Regions from separate parts of the Mus musculus genome. Here region 1 is linked to region 2. A link is a contact called in ENCODE POLR2A ChIA-PET data. All regions are on one chromosome and are shown on one strand. The core of a region is the stretch at or near the end of the contact, and the rest is flanking DNA. Distances in the headings are between cores, read along the strand shown. Region 1 holds the start of Vps72 (vacuolar protein sorting 72). Region 2 holds the start of Pi4kb (phosphatidylinositol 4-kinase beta).

Region 1 (5,393 bases), core at 916-3,415, 140 kb before region 2:
CAGCCAGGGCTACACAGAGAAACCCTGTCTCGAAAAAAATCAAAACAAAAAAACAAAACAAACAAACAAAAAAATAAATAAAAACTGTATAAGGAGGGCTGGCCAGACTGCTCAATGGATAAGAACACTGTCTATTCTTCCAGAGGACTGGTTCAAAATCCCAGCACCCACATGGCAGCTCACCAGTGTTTGTAACTCTAGACCCAGAGGCTCTGGCACCCTCACACAGACAGACATGCAGCCAACAACAACATACATAAAAAATAAACAAATCTAAAATATAAAAAATAAATTAAAAATAAAAGCAAGTGAACAAACAAAATCTATATAAGGCCAGGAGTAGAGTCCCTTGGGAGGCAAAGAAGCTGAGCGTGGTGGCCTAAAGCAAGTTGACCTCTGTGAGGCCAGACTGACCTAGTTCCAAGTGAGTTTCAAGACAGTCAGAGCTATGTAGAGAAACCCTATCTCATAGAACAAAACCAAATCCAGCTCAGGCCTATATCCTCCATAGCAATCTACAAAACCATATCTATAGGTTTCACACCAGGACCTCAGTGCCTTTCCAACTGAGCCCTCCTTTTCCTCCCTGACTCTTCAGCCAGCCAAGGTCTGCTCTTTATAAATGTCCTCATTTTAAATGTTATTTCCCCAGCACTGCCTGTCTTTAACAACTCTGGGACCTTCAGGGTGGCTCTGTGGGCAAAGGAGCTTGCTGTATAACCCTGACCACCTGAGTTTGCTTCCTTGGGCTCCTATGATGAAAAGAGAGACTGAACTCCTACAAGTTGCCTCTGGTCTCCATATGCAGACACACAAACATAATACAATTTAAAAAACAAAACACAAACCTCTCACCTGTTATCTTGAACTTAAGTCTTTATCGTACAGTATCTAAGCTGACTAGGATCCCAGACAGTTGCCCTGCAAGGTAGGGCTTGTTTTTATTTACTGCCAGGGGCCAGTAATCCAGGATCTAGGACTCATTTTCTAGGCTAGTGATATACTACTGAGCTACAAACTATATTTCCATCCTCAGGGAAGTTTTTAATGTTTCCAAGGAATCCACCACAACCATTTAATTACATATAGTATGCTGATCTGGTTGTACAACATATATTCAATCACTGAACAGCTTCTATTAACAAAAATTTAGCCAAATGTCAGCCTTGTTTGTAAAAAAAAGACCGAATTCTGTTACAGACCTTAAAACCAACCAGAAAATGAGACATAAACCAAATCTAACTGTAAACTGAAATTTTGTTTCTATGATGGAAATAAATGGGGATTCTCTTAGTCGATAAAGGGTCACCTAAGAAAACAGTAAGCTATGATTTGAAAGCTGAAAACGAGAGTGTGCTAACTTTTTTGTTTTTTTTTTTTTTTTTTTGGTTTTTTTTTTTTTTGGTTTTTCGAGACAGGGTTTCTCTGTATAGCCCTGGCTGTCCTGGAACTCACTTTGTAGACCAGGCTGGCCTCGAACTCAGAAATCCGCCTGCCTCTGCCTCCCGAGTGCTGGGATTAAAGGCGTGCGCCACCACGCCCGGCGGAGAGTGTGCTAATTAAGTTTGTTTCTGGACAGGTTCCTTTTGGTAAATAACTCGGCAGCGGGACGAGAAAACTTCAAAGCCGACAAAGACACAGACACTGATACGCACACACACTCCTCCAGACTCCGCCATCCAGCCAGGAGCGTACAAGAAAATTGTAAAGCCGATAAACACACACACACACACACACACACACACACACACACTCCGAAGAAAATTGCAAAGCCGACAAAGACACAGACACAAACACACATGCGCGCACACACACACGCACACAGAGGCACATACACACGCGCGCGCACACACACACAAAGTCCCCTCCACTCCGCCGTCCAGCCCGGAGCGCCTTTCCGAGCCTTTCTCAATCCCCGCCCCCTTCCTCTTTGTCCAGGGTTTTCCCTTCTCCTCGCCTCTCTCTTTCCCTCTTCCTGGGCCCGGCTCTTGCCTCGGTGAAACCCCCGTAAGTTGTCTGGTAGAACTCATCTTCCTCCTCTGCTTCCAGGAGCCCAGAAAGCCGGTTCCCAGCGGTTTTCCGTGGGGCCCGGCCCCCAGCCAAACTCATACCGCCTACAGCGACTGCGCTGCCGCCTTCAGCCCCTGGCCCAGCTCGGGGTTCTCGCAGATCGGCACTCGACACTATTACCTGCGGGCGACCGTCAATGACGGAAGTTCAGCGTCTGCAAGCAAAAGCAGCCGAGCGTCGAGAGGTCCTAGTTATTTTCACCTTAAGTCTCTTTGTGGCTGGTGGCTGCTGTGGCCACTCATAGGCAGCGCCTAGGGCACAGTACCAGGGTTCCTCCTCCTTACCTAGATATTTTGTTTGTTTTTCTACAGACAGGATCACACTTTACAGTCCTGGCTGGCCTGGAGCTACCTGTGTAAAGCAAGCTGCCCTCGAACTCAGAGATCTTCCTGCCTCTGCCTCCCGGTGATGGAATTAAAGGTGTGCGCCAAGTAGGCCTGCCTCATAGCAAACTCCTTTCCCTTCTCCGCTCCTACTTTTTTTTTTTTTTTAAGATTTATTTATGCTAGGCAGTGGTGGCGCACGCCTTTAATCCCAGCTCTTGGGAGGCAGAGGCAGGTGGATTTCTGAGCTCAAGGCCAGCCTGGTCTACAGAGTGAGTTCCAGGACGGCCAGGGCTATACAGAGAAAAGCTGTCTCAAAAAAAAAAAGTATGTATGTATGTATGTACTTATTTATTTATTTAATATGAGTACACTATTGTTGTCTTCAGACACACTGGGAGAGGGCACCGACAGCTCTTTCAGAGATCCTGAGTGAATTCAATTTCCAGCAACCACATGGTGGCTCACAACCATCTGTAATGGGATCTGATGTCCTCTTCTGGTGTTTCTGAAGACAGCTACAGTGTACTCATATACATAAAATAAATAAATAAATCTTTTTAAAAATTGTATGACTTTTTTTTTTAACTATGTGTTTGTGTTCATGTGTGTGAGCATGTACCACTGCACTGGTGTGGAGGTCAGAAGACAAATGTGCAGGAACTGGCTCTCCACGTTTACTGTGTGGAATCTGGGGTCAAAGTCAGGTCACCAGGCTTGATGGCAGGCTCCTCTATCTGCTGAGTTTTGGTTTTGGAGACTGGTTCTCTATGTACTCCAAGCTTGCCAGTCTCATAGACTGGTCTGCTATGGTCTTCTCCGTGTTTCATGCTACTAGGTTAAGGGAAGAGTTTGTTTTTGTTTTTGTTTTGGAGTGTGTGTGTGTGTGTGTGTGTGTGTGTTTCCCCCTCTTTGCTGGGAATGGAACCCAAGGTCTCAGGAACTCTAGAAAAGCATTCTACTACAAAGGTACATCCCAAGTGAGGCCAAGGATTGTATCTGTCTATACTACGAATGTGAATGCCTGCAATAGGCTAGGTTTAGGTAAACAATGAAAGACTAAATGAAGAAGGTATTCATTCTTTTACTGTTTTTTGGTTTTATTTTTGTTTCTGTTTTTTTTTTCTAATGCCAAGGATTAAATTCAGAGTAGTGTATAAGATAGGTAAGTTCTCTAATTCTGAACTACACCCCTATCCCCAAAAGGTGCTTTGATAAAGCACACTTACATGCACTGACAACCGAATGGGTGGCCCTTCTTTGAGGTCACCAGATTGCCTCCCTTCTGAAAGTATGTATTGGTGAACTCCCTTTGCCATTTCCTCAGGAGCACCAAGCCACAGCGTTCTTCTCTGCCCCAGCTCCCACACCTTGCCCAGTCACCCCAGTTCTGCTATGCTAGGAATGTCACTAGGGAAGAGTAACCCTGTGACTCAGAGGACACCTTGGGACTGAGTAAGAGCTGGGGCAGAGAGACAGAGGGGTAGGATACCTGCTTCCTAAACATTCCAAGCCCTCCTTTCGGTTACATTTACCCCTGAGATAAAGGTATGCTATATTTTGCCTATCGTCCAGGCTCTTTTGGAAATCAAGATTTGGGGGCGGGGGAGAAAAAGGGAAGAAAACTCAAGGGAAGAAAACTCAAGGGAACAAGTTAAGGGATCTTAGCTATCTGTGGAGCTGGAACCTCAGGCGTGTGCTACCATGCTCAGATGTTTAAAGATAGTGTGCCACCATGCCCAGATGTTTAAAGATACTGTGCCACCATGCCCAGATGTTTAAAGATAGTGTATTATTATTATTTATTATTTTGTTTTTTTTGAGACTGGGTTTCTCTGTGTATATCCCTGGCTGTCCTGGAACTCACTCTGTAGACCAGGCTGGCCTGGAACTCAGAAATCCACCTGCCTCTGCCTCCCAAGTGCTGGGATTAAAGACATGCACCACCACCGCCTGGCAATAGTCTACATTCTTGAACTGTAAAAATGAAAAGCCATCATCTTTGCTCTAAAAAGTATCATCTTATGAGGGAGTTACACACATAAGCGGATAACACAAGGTGGGGCTGTGACAGTGGCCATTTCCTGGGCGATGTAGAGACAAAGGCCCCTAGGAAGCTTAAGATGTTTTTTTTTTTTAATTTTTCTTTCAGAACTGAAATACAAACTATAGGGAGATAATTCTGTTTTTAACTGCCTTATGCATTTAGGTCCTTTTTGCCTACTTACAATTTCAGAGTCTGAAATAGCTTTAATCTCTACCTCAATTGATTTTTAGAGCACCTTAGGAAATAGAATCAACTGAGTTTACACTTAACTCAAGTGTTTGTTAACTTGTGCAAGAGGAGGGCAGAGGAAAACTTGAATGGATCAATTCTCTTATCCCATCTCATGGACCTAGGCATAGTTTGGTGCCTTTATCTGATGAGTGGTCTTAACAGTTCCCAGGTGACTGAATGCCTTTTCTGGAAATATAGACAATTTATTCAACAGTATTTACTAAGTATCTGTGAGACACAACTTCACCTGTGAGTGAATAGCACTGTCTGACACCAGTAACAGCAGGGCGAAGGTTTCAGGTACAGTACAACATACAATACTTCAGTGCTACCGAGTCAAAATGCTGTTGAATTAGTGATGCTAATTCTATCAAATGAAGTTTGTCAATCTTTAGTACCCAAGGGAGCACAAAGAATCCAGCAGATGGCAGTAAGGAAACAAATATTTTAGGTCTTGAAGGCAGAGGAAGAAATCTGAGGTTAAGGAATGGGAGATATTTGATGGATACTCTGGCCCTGGGTTCCCTTTGGAGGAACATCTGGATAGGTGTCCAGGCCACTTTAGAACCAATAAGCTGGAGGTTTTTTCCCATGCCTTTTATTTATTCATTTCACAAATAATTATTGAGTGATTACCTTGTACAAAAATGTGACAGGAGGTGGACATAGAACTTTAGCACACAGTCTTTGCTTTTCAGAAGCGCTTGTTCAAAAAGGCCTTC
Region 2 (5,901 bases), core at 2,719-5,218:
CACCAATCCTGGTGGCCTAAAAAGCTCCCAAATTTTCATAGACTAGCTTTTAAGGATCATCTGATCTACTGCTCTTCTTCCAAACAGCCAGGTCACTTCAATTTCCCTTCCTTTCAACGATCCTTTGAAATGGATCAGAAGTGGAAACAATATAAAGGAGCCAATATCTTACTGTATGAGGTGGGTAGTAAAGGAAAACCAGCAAAAGCTCATGGGAAGAGGGCCAGGGGTAGTATACTGAGGGCCGAGGGCAGCAGTGGGTGATTTACCTAACACGAGCACCACTCTGGGTTCAATCCCAGCAAACCCTACTCCAAATTAATAAAAAGAAAGGCTCAGATACATTAGCTAAAGCTACGTGTCAGGTTGAAAAACAAAATAATGTCATAATTACCTAAACAAGTATGAATCCTCTACAATCAAACCCTCTTCAACCAAGGGTCAAGAATCAGTCACAAGCACTGAAGTGAAGCTATGGAAATAAGCTTTAGACAGAAGCTTAAACTGAGATAATTAAGTGGTGAGCTCTGATCTGCAGGGTGTGAACACAGATGAAGGGAAAGGGACTGTGAGTTTGATCATAAATCCCTATAACACTATTGAATGTTGCCAAGTGTGTGCACTCCTTTAACAGTAGTTTTAAAAAATATTCAAAAGGGACTCTATCATCCTAGGCTGCTTGTTCTGCTGCTAAGAAGTTCCTTACTGGGGCTGGAGAGATGGTTCAATGATTATGACCATTGCCTGCTCTTCTGGAGGACCTGGGTTCAATTCCCAGCACCCACATGGTGGCTCACAACCATCTGTAACCCCAGATCCAGAGGAACAGACATCTTTTTCTGGTCTCTGCAAACAACAGGCACATATGATATGCATGGCAGGCAAAACAGCCATGCACACGAAGTACATTTTTTTCTTAAAAAAAAAACAAGTTCCTTTTCATATTTGAAGGCATAGCACAAAGCTTCAAGGACTCCTTTTTCCCCTTTTACCTTACGAGTAAAGGAAGAATGACATCTCCACTTTATCCTGTAGAAACTCTGGATTGAGCAGTCTAGCAAGCTCAAGCCCCACCAGGAACCAAGTATGTTTGTTCAAGGTCTCAAAGGATGGTGGCATCAGGGAAGAGGGCATTCTCAACTATAGCATCGGGGGAAGGGCAGTGGTCTCACAGCAGTTAGGTCAATATTGATCAAGCTGAACTCTGTGCAAGGCCATGCAACAGGTATAAGCAGATTCCAACCAGACAGCCCAAGCCTGCTCCAGGAGCCCATGATGAGACTGACAAATGGTAAAGACAGCAACCTGCACTGCTCACCTTTTTCTGAACTAGTCCTTATTTGAGTCCCAATGTGCTTACACTAGGCCTTCTCTTTTCCCATGCCAATTACTGAAAGAATTCTTCTAAACCTCTTACCCAAACCAAAGCAGCTCTGTTTGCTATATGAGTGTTCAGCAAACATGTTCTCATACAGTGTGGACCCAGATGAGAAGCTAGGAAAACCAGGGGGCTTCTCCCATAAGTGGGGATCATTAATAGACTGCACTCCAAGTAATTTCAGGGTAAGGAGAAGTGTAACAAGATAGTATAACTATTTTCAAACCTGACCAGGCATAGAGTTGGAAGATGGAACGCCAGTGCCTTCTTTATTATCTCAGGCCAAGAGAGATGTGGAAGACAATTTTTTTTTTTGGTTTTTCGAGACAGGGTTTCTCTGTATAGTCCTGGCTGTCTTGGAACTCACTCTATAGACCAGGTTGGCCTCAAACTCAGAAATCTGCCTGCCTCTGCCTCCCAAGTGCTGGGATTAAAGGTATGCGCCACCACCGCCCGGCTACCAAGGTTCTTTTACAAAGGCCTTTCTACAAACACACTTTCTGACCACAGAATCTGGAGTTATGAATCAGGTACAGAAAAAAAAAGGCACAGATGGTCAACGACTTAATGTAGTGGAAGAAAGAGTTGAGAAGCAGCAGGCCAAGCAAGAGCTTGTATTTCAAACTGACTTTATACTCATAGTCAGAGATCAGAGAGATCAAAATATCAAAATAAAAGAGAATTCTCAAGATGGCAAAGCCACTAGCAATAAATACCTCTCATCTGACACCTGTAGTGTTTTATAAGTTAAAAAAGTACAATTCTTCCCCCAACAGACATCCTGTTATTAGCCTATTACAGTACTGGTGCTTGCAGAATGGGCCATTTTCTCAAAAGACCATTCTAGAGTTCAAGTGAGGAAGTTACAAGCTGAACCAAGGGGCCCTGACTCTGAGTATACATCTCTTTACACTGTCTTATGTTCCTTTTCCCAATCAGCCCCAACCCCAGACACACACACACAAACACAACTTCACCTTAGGTCCAAATGCTTATGAAACTAACCAACAGTAGTCCACTAAGCTTCAGTCAGGAAAATAATGGTTCCTCTTAGGTCTAGACAGGAGTAGGAGATTCTGTGATCTAACAGAAATCCTAAAGTAATCTAAAGCAAAATTTCTCACAACTTCATTCAGTTTCCATGCTCAGTTTCTGAGCATCTTTCCTAGTGGTTGCTCTTAAACACTCAACAAAATGTAATCTGATTGATAGACTTCTTTAAAAGTTGCTTCATCCTTCAGAAACACACATCTGTCCAGAAAAGCTTGAGACAACTGTGGCTCCCCATCCTCTCACATCTTCTTAGTTCAAGCTTTAGCTGATCTGAAATCATATGTGGAGATAAAAGGCATGATAGAGAACACTTAAAGACCACAGGGAAAACAGAGCCGAGGGAGACAAACATCAGCCGAATCCTGGAGAGAATGTCAAAAGTTGGAAATCCCTGGAGAGAATGTCAAAAGTTGGAAATCACTATCTGTAGGGGTGTTCACGGCAGAGCTTTCTCCTACGGGAAGCCCTCCAGAGGGCTGGAGATTGAGAAAGGGGAAAGAGAAGCCAAAGACAGCTTCAGGTATCATCAGGCACCCTAGAGAGGGGTTGAGGACTAAGGTCAAAGTGGATGGTATCTGGGTATGATGACAGTAGTCTGAGATCCTTTAAGGAGAAGGGAATAGGCAATTCTTGGAAGTCAGGAGCTGGGGGAGTGGGTCATGGTGAGGTCATGGAATTGGAAGCAGAAGAGAGGGATACAATCTGTAGCTGAGGGAAATGAGAACTCTGTGCTGAGATTGCACAGACTCGGAAGAGTGGGGCAAAATAGGAAAAGGGATAAAGGCGGAGTCCATGGAAGAGGCTTGTGAGCAGAAACACAAACGGCGAGGAAGGCAAACATGGATGATATTGTAGAAGGGGTCAAATGTGGAAAAGGTTCACGACTTAGGAAGATAGTTACGGAACAGAGGCAACAGAGGTACGAAGTGTGTGTCCTGCTGGTGGGGAGGTGGAATCCACGGGGCAGAGGGAGGGGCTAAACTGAAGAGGAAGCCAGAAAGCAGAGAAGACTACCCCGGGCCCGAGAGGAAAGGGTGAAGGACCTCGGGGTGCAGCTGCCACCAGGGGGGCAGTTTTGTAGTCGAACCCAGGTCGCGGTAGGCTGGGCGGGACAGGGTGGCAGAAGGACCCCCCCACACACACACACAGGCAAAGGCGACTCACGGGGGAGGAGCCGCTTACCTCCGGGGAACCCTCGCGGAGGGGGTGCAGGCGGTCGGGGTCGGACTGCCGACACCGCCGCCTCAGCAGCAGCGGCCGCTCCCGGGTTCCATTGGCCGCCTGCGCTTCCCTGACAGCGGCCGCGGCGGCTGCTCCAGGCCCCGGCTGCGGGGCTGCCCGCGGCGCCGCCTGAAGGGGCCTTCACGCAACTTCAAGTTGGACCGGACCCCACTAGCAGGACACAAAATAACAATTCCTTGGCGGGTTCCGATGTAAGAGTCCCCTGGGCCCGAGCCTTTCTTCCGGGAGATTGCTTTCCTGCTTCCCGGTGTCAGGACACTACTGATGCCATCGTAATCTGAGTCGAGTGAGCTGCCCGACTCACGCCTGTTCAGAAAGGAAAAGGGGGCGGGGAAGAGCTTTTGGAAGCTAGGGAGGGGGGGCAGGGAGGAGGGGCTTACGGGGGAAGGCGGGCCCTGTGTTTGAGGGCGGGCCTAAGAGACAGGCTTTACTAAGGAAGCCGAGAGGGAAGTAGCGTGGGTAAGATCAGTGGAGGGACGTGGAGGTACCGATATTTTATGTACTTCCAAAAGTGTATGAACATGCAAATTATATATAAACTATTCATTTGCGTAAACCACTGAGTTACCGTAACTGCCACCAGTGGCTTTTTTCTCCCTCTCCTATCCTACGGGATTTCTTTCGTAAGTCAGCCGGTAGGACCCATGCAGGAGGGCCAGAAAACAGACAAGAAAGAGAAGGGACGAAAAAAGGAGTACAATCACCTTCATTTCCCTCTTCCTACTCATCTTTAAGGATGATGCCATGAGTTTGCCCCTATAGCTTCAGGAATGGCCCAGTCCAACCGCCTCAATCTTTCACTGTTTCGCACCATCACTCTGGGACAAGGTGCTGCTTCCAAGGTCACCCCAGCTGCCAAAGCCTTAACAGAGGCTGGACAAGCCAGCTTAGGAAAAGTGAGTGAAATGACAAAAGTTTGGCTTATTCCTTTTCCGAAGGCTACAAAATCATGTGAGACAGGCCTCATAGACCCCTCCCCCCCCCCCCACAATCACTGTCCCAACGCTTTTCCTGGGACTTTTCTTAGTATCTTAGGCCCCTTGTAAGGGTAGGTTTGTTTGACAGGGTTTCTCTGTGTAGCCCTGGCTGTCCTGGAACTCACTGTGTAGACCAGGCTGGCCTTGAACTTAGAAATCTGTCGACCTCTGCTTCCCAAGTGCTACGCCTAAAGACGTGTGCCACCACTGCAGGCGGGTAGGTTCTTAATATTCTACGGGTTGAGCCTAGCTCTTGGGTGACATCTTCATTGCACTTATAAGCTGATTTGAGATCTTTGTTTCCTTTTTTTTTCTTTCCCTTTCTTCTCTAGCTTCCTTCCTATCCTCTTTCCCTTTTTAGAGACAGTCTATTTTTCCCAGGCTGCTTGTGATATTCCTTGGCTCAAGCCACTGGCCTGTGGAACATGTGGGAATATATCCACATGCCCCCAAGCTGGACTAACCCTCAACTTCTGTATAATAATATTGACAATATTATTATAGCACTACATTAACAACAGTAGTATCTGATGTAATAACATTTTCTAAGGTTTGGGGGAGGGGATCAAGAAAGTATGGGTTATAGTACTACATGTCTGTTATTGAAACAGACAAATGGTGAGTGAACCATGCCCCTGCTTCCGTATTTAACTGGGAGGCAGATAAAAAGCTAAAGCTGAAGACAAAGGGCTGAGAATTTGGCTCAGTGGTTTAGTACTGTTGCTCTTGCAGAGGACCCCGGTTCACTCCCAGGGGGTCCAATGCCATCTTCTGACCTCTGTGGGTACTGGATACATACATACACGACAGAAAAACATTCATAGAGGTAAGATTGAGATTTTACTTTTTAAATTTATTTTGAAGCTACAGCTTGAAATGCCTGCATAAAATCTGCAGCAGGCACAGAAGTAGAACAAATGGAGTTCTTGTTTGCTGGAGGCAAGGGGCAGACCCTTGTTAAATCTGCACAGAAGGCCTGGCTGCATAGTATATGGTGGACAGTGGAAGACTTTTTGTGAATATTGCAAGGCAGAACCTAGTATACAGTGGGATAAAAGGGAAAGAACATTCTGAGAGGGAAGAAGACAATGTGTGCTGAATAATAGAAATGGGAATCTTTTCCGATCATCAGGACAGGGCAAACAGATAAACTAGGCTGGGGGTGAGGGGCAGTGATGGAAGATAAGCAAAGAAGAGCGACAGGGTGCCAAAGAGAGTTTCACTCTGTCCCTGTGGGTCTCGGCTAGGTGA

The links. ChIA-PET counts read pairs that join two places held with the same protein, here RNA polymerase II (POLR2A).
Region 1: POLR2A ChIA-PET joins it to region 2 with 10 read pairs in Patski. The contact joins the promoter of Vps72 here to the promoter of Pi4kb in region 2. POLR2A ChIA-PET finds 5 or more read pairs at or near these places in 2 of 5 experiments (Patski and embryonic stem cell).

Annotation. Positions count from the first base shown.
Region 1 is chr3:95,107,814-95,113,206 of GRCm38, reverse strand. It overlaps Vps72 (vacuolar protein sorting 72), which reads right to left and starts at 2,165. Exons shown (of 6, transcript NM_009336.2): 1 at 1,993-2,165. The coding sequence starts at 2,109.
Region 2 is chr3:94,972,798-94,978,698 of GRCm38, reverse strand. It overlaps Pi4kb (phosphatidylinositol 4-kinase beta), which reads right to left and starts at 3,968. Exons shown (of 11, transcript NM_175356.3): 1 at 3,614-3,968. It overlaps B230398E01Rik (a long non-coding RNA gene), which reads left to right. Exons shown (of 4, transcript XR_003954666.1): 2 at 1-3,350.